Regions from separate parts of the Homo sapiens genome. Here region 2 is linked to region 1. The links are chromatin contacts, found by Hi-C in ENCODE. All regions are on one chromosome and are shown on one strand. Each heading gives the region's core, a stretch centred on a gene start or an enhancer-like site at or near the end of the contact. The rest is flanking DNA. Distances are from core to core; before and after follow the strand shown.

The links. A loop is a pair of places that touch in the nucleus more often than their neighbours do. Pooled maps may share reads with other maps.
Region 2: a loop to region 1 is called in a map of CD4-positive, alpha-beta T cell, with 8 times the contacts of the local background. The contact joins the promoter of SBF2 here to the promoter of FHIP1B in region 1. A Hi-C loop is called at or near these places in 2 of 168 maps with a recorded cell type or tissue (CD4-positive, alpha-beta T cell and naive thymus-derived CD4-positive, alpha-beta T cell) and 5 of 50 pooled maps.

What each region holds. Positions count from the first base shown.
Region 1 is chr11:6,233,306-6,235,885 of GRCh38, forward strand. It overlaps FHIP1B (FHF complex subunit HOOK interacting protein 1B), which reads right to left and starts at 1,331. Exons shown (of 12, transcript NM_001098794.2): 1 at 1,239-1,331. It also overlaps a transcript of CNGA4 not described here. RefSeq lists silencers at 1,006-1,055, 1,236-1,535 and enhancers at 1,578-2,268, 1,666-1,745.
Region 2 is chr11:10,292,910-10,295,489 of GRCh38, forward strand. It overlaps SBF2 (SET binding factor 2), which reads right to left and starts at 1,310. Exons shown (of 40, transcript NM_030962.4): 1 at 1,106-1,310. The coding sequence starts at 1,160. RefSeq lists silencers at 708-847, 888-967, 998-1,277, 1,398-1,447.

The DNA of each region.
Region 1 (2,580 bases), core at 81-2,580:
CCCAACCCCATGGCTGACTAGCAGTAGAGAGGAAAATTTAGTAGTGTGAAAGTGGCCATTATCACTGAATGCCAAACCAACTTTCCAGAATTTCACGTGCATTTGGGTTGGTGGGGAGAAGAGGACCTAAAAGAATGCTAGTAAGATGAACCCAACTACAGGGTGTGGAGAGGAAGAGATAAATTTTCAGGTGGCTAAAATGTTCAGTATCTTGAGACTGATGATGATTTCACAGATGTGTACACATGTCAAAACTCATCAAACACACATTTTAAATATAATATAAACTAGCTTTTTAAAAAATTCAACTGTAAGAAAGGAGAGTAAGGCCATCCTGTTTGGGATCCTAAATATAGTACTGTATAGGGCAAACCATATGACCTCCATAAAAGTAGAATTAGCAACTGAATATGGTCAATCCAATCAAAGACCCACAGTTAAGCACAGGTAAGGAGCAACAGTGGAATAAGGTTGTCCAGAAGCAAGTAGAGAGAAAACACAAGCTGTCACAGCGCAAAACCCTTCATGAGAGGGCCCATCTTCAACTATGCAGTCCAGAGAAGGAACTCGAAGGAACTGAAGTTTCTGTGATTACTCTGTTGAAGTCTGAGCCTCAAATATGACTTTCATTACCATAGTACTATTGCCTATGACACCTTCATTTTCTCGTCCTCCAGAATATGGAAAGTCCATGGGAGCAGAGGAGTCAGGTGCACAACACTTCCATCTAAGCTGCCCTACTTTGTCTAAAACTATTGCTCTCACTGGACAGGGCAGTCCATCGAAGGAGGCCTCAGAACCAACCTCTCACCTTTATCCAAGTCTCACAAGCCCTAATTCCCTCCTCCCATGCCTCGCCTTCAACTCCCTCACCAATTTGCCGCCACCCCGCAGGCTCCCACCTGCGCCTTTTACTCTCTCTCTCCTCGCGCAGGCCTTACCCCTCACTCTAGTCCCAGGGTATCCTTCACACCAGCCCTCAGTAGCCCCAGCCCTAGTAAACCGCGTTCAGGAGTCCCTTCAACTTGGCACCTCCGAAAGCACCCAGCCTCTCACAGCCCCTCATTTGTCCACTCACCTGTAAGCTCTCACCCTCCTTCCCTATCTTAGACACTCACACCCGGACCCTCACCACCTGCCAACCCCTCACAACCAGTACAGTAACCAAACCCGTCACCGTCTTTTCCCAGTCTCTCATCCCCACAAACGACTCTCCAGGCCCTCTGGCCCATGCGTACCGTTCACTCACGGAACGCCGAACCTGGCCGGGCCCGGTTGCTGCTGCGGTGTTAGGTGAGTTCAGGCCGCCGCCATCGCTTCTCAAGCGCACCAGCCGCGCCCCGCCCCGCGCCACACGCAGCCCGCGCCCCCGCGCACCACACGCAACCGCCCGGCGTCGCACGACTGGGCAATGGCGTGCCAGCTCATTGGCTGAGCCGGACCAAACCCGAGCAAGGACGCTTGTTTCCTGGCAACGGCTAAACGCAAGGGCGGGGTCGCCGACGGCTATCCGAGGGAGGAGCACCGCCTCTCCTCTTGGTTCCGTCCCTTCGTACGTAAACCCCGCCCCTCAGAAGGACTCCGGCGTGTCATAGGCGAAGGCCTCTGGGAAGGTGGAGGCCGGCAGGGCGGAGGCGGAGCCCGGGAAGGAAAGGTGGAACCAGAGGGCAGAAGGCGGGACCTAAGGAGAGGCGATTTTTACAGGCAGGGAAAGATCAGAAGGGCGGGGCTTGGGAGAGATGGAGCCGGAAGAAAGACGAGCGAGAAAGGGGTGGGGCCATGGATTCCAGGAGACGCTTGGAGTGGAAGAGTGGGTGTGGAGGGGCGAGGCTATCACGAAAAGAGAGGAGGAATCAGTAGGTGGGCCGGGCCTGCGGAAAAGTGGAGCCCTAGAGAGGGCTGACTGCGGGCACTCTAGTTCATTTTGCTCCATCGTCGTGCATAGCTTGGTCTCTACTTTAGTACCCCAGCGGTGACTGCCCCTGGCTCCCCCAACACCGCTGTGCTGTGCTGCTCCGTCACCCCTTGAGCACTTAGTCAAGGAACACGGAATAAGTGCCTGCATGCCCAGCTGGATTCCGGATCAATTAGAACCGGCCTCTGCTCTCCAGGACCTCAGAGAATTGCAGCGTAGTGTAATAAGTACATTACTACGGGGGCCACCTAGGAGCAGCACTTAGCATGATTTGCATGTATAGAGGATGAGAGGAAGGTACGGTGAAGGAGCTTAGGGAAGACTTCCGGGAGGTGACGGTGTCTAAGCCGAGTCTTGGGAAACAAGCAAGAGTAAGATAAACTAAAATAGAAAAATAGAAGTTTCAGATAAGGCATGTAGTTTTAAAAGTACTTTACCGGCTGGGCGCGGTGGCTCACGCCTGTAATCCCAGCACTTTGAGAGGCCGAGGCGGGCGGATCACGAGGTCAAGAGTTCGAGACCAGCCTGACCAACATAGTGAAACCCCGTCCCTACTACAAATACAAAAATTAACTGGGCGTAGTGGCGCGCGCCTGTAATCCCAGCTGCTTGGGAGGCTGGGGCAGGAGAATCGCTTGAACCCGGGAGGCGGAGGTTGCAGTTAG
Region 2 (2,580 bases), core at 60-2,559, 4.1 Mb after region 1:
GAACATGAAAGGTTCCCACTAAAGGAGAGGAAGTTCTTAGGAGAGGAATAATGAAAGAGAGAGTGGACCAAGAGTGGGTAGAACAATGGTATTCTGAGCTACCAATGGCTGTAACCATCAGGAAAACACAATCTCAGCATCTCTGAAAAATGAAGGGGCTGTAGAGCTGATATCTCAAATTCCTTGCAAATGTGGGACTAGAATTGCCCTAAAATAGAAGTGGTTTCCCAGCTCAATTTGTTATTACATTATGCTTAGCTACATAGTAATACAAGAGAATACAAATACAGAAATAAACGTGCATGAACCCTGAATTCTCTTAAGTTGTGGAAGTCCGTCAATTAAAGTGTAAAATACAATGCATTTGCCCAATTGTTCCTTACGACGAAAATTCTGTGACAAATAAAAAGAACAATGAAAACACATTAAAGTGAAACAAGATCACCTTCAGCGGTCAGCTGGCTGTCCTTAGTTAAAAGACAAGTCATGTCACTGTGAAGTGACCGTCACATTTGTCCTGAAAGAATAGGGAGCATTTCCTAGAAAGGGGTAAAAGTGCAAAGAATCCTGTCCCCTTCCCTGGTACCACGCGTTCCTTGGGGAGGTCACTAGGCCCCCAACAGCACAGGGGTGAGTTAGCACTGGACTCTCAGCACTTCCTTTCGGAGAGGACAACCCCCTGCGTCACTGGTTACTCACTCAGGATGCAGGGCAGAAGTTTATCCCCGAGGAACTTAGCACAGTTGGCTCCCGCCCTCCCAGCCTTGCGGTCCTGGGCCCAATCTCAGGGCTCTCTCTGCCCCGGGTACCCTGCAGCCTCCAGCGGGAGGGTCGCGAGACCCCAACTCGCCTCCGGCCCGCCCAGCGGGTGCGCCCAGGGGCTGGGCAGACGCGGCGTCTTCCCTCCCCCTACCGTCGTGCCGGCCCCCCCACGCCCACCGCCAGGCTCAGCCCAGCCGAGAAGGCCGGACGCCGACCGCCCGCTCCTCCGAGACTCGGCCTGGCCCTCCCCGACGCCCGTCCCCGACGCCCGGCCCCGCGGAGCCCACTGGACAGCGGCCGGGGGGCGGGGAGGCCCGGGGGCGGTGCCGCCCCACACCCTTACCTGGCTTCTCGTGGTCATAGCCTACCACGATGAAGTAGTCAGCCAGCCGGGCCATGGCCGCCGCCGCCGCGCTCGGGAAGCGGGTCCCCGTCGCCGCCCTCGCCGCCGCCGCCCACCCGGCCCGGGAGGGCTCAGCATTTTCCCTGCAGCGGCAGTAGCGGCAGCGGCAGCGCTTCAGCCATGTTTGACAACCGAGGCGCGCTCTGCGCTTGCGCGGCGCCTAGTGCCCGCTCCTCCCCCGCCCCCACCCGCGCTGGCTCGGCTGCCCCAAGCCCGGGCGGCGAGCCCACCTCCACCCTCCGCGGGCCTCGCGGACTGCTGCGCTGGGGGAGTGGGCGGTCGGGCGTGTTCCCGCCACGCGCCGCCACCGCGGCCCCTGGAGGTGGTTCACTTTGAGGCCTGGATGCTGCTTCACGGCCCCCTCTGCCTCCCTATTTTTCCTAAAGCAGGGGGTCCTTCCTTCCGCCTTCTCTATTCTGTTTGGATTTGGAAGAAGGGATGTGGAGAGTTGAGGGGTCACTTGGAAAGCTGGCTGCTTCCTCTGCTCCCCACCACCACCAAAGATGAAATTCTCCCGCCCTCGGTTGGAAGCAAGGAATTTGCATCGACAGGGCTTTTGCTGCACGTTTCCTGTTTATGTTGTGTAGATGGGAATTTTAGAAACATGCCACCGAGCAGACGGGGGAGGGAGAGGCTTTTACGCAATCCTCCAAGGAGCCTCGGGTTTCAATGCCGGGTGGGCCGGGGGCGGTCGGCCTGGGCTTCCCCCGGAGCGCCCGGGAGAGCCAGATTCCACCGAGGAACGCGGCATCCCCGGGATCCTCCCGAACTGGGCTGGCCTCTCCCTGGGGAGCCCCGCACGCCTCGGCTTGCTTCCCTCGCAGCGGTCCCAGGGCTCTCGCAGCCCGAGCAGGTGGACTTCCAACTTCCCTGCTCAAACATGCACAAAAATGAATAGATGGTCCCGTCCTTCCGTCTCGGGATTATCAAAGTCGCTTGCTTTTTTGTTGAACCTCCTATTGACCATTTCGAATTTGGCTGGTGTGACATTCAGGTGAACTCACTTTGTCATTTGTTAATATCTCACGAAGTTTTAGTAGAATTTGTACAAGTGGTAGACCAAAGTTTTGGAAATCTCCGTGGTTTAGAAGTTGTCTTTGTGGTTGCTTATCACTGCTCACTATTAATTGAGGGTTTGATCCTTCATATTTACACATAAGACAAGGCCTCTTAGCAAAGCGTCTAGTATATAGTAGGTGCCTACAAAATATTTTAAATGAGTAAATGTGCGATTTTCCCCAACGACCAGCAGGAAGCCGCAATGGCTCCAACTCTGAACTGAGAGAGTTGACATCTCAGCTCCTGAAGATTTACTCTGCTGTAATTTACTATTTCCCCTTTCTCTGCCACACTTGTTTCATCTACAAATTGGGAGGGTTGGGCTGCACTAGAACTGAAACTGAAGGAATACTTTA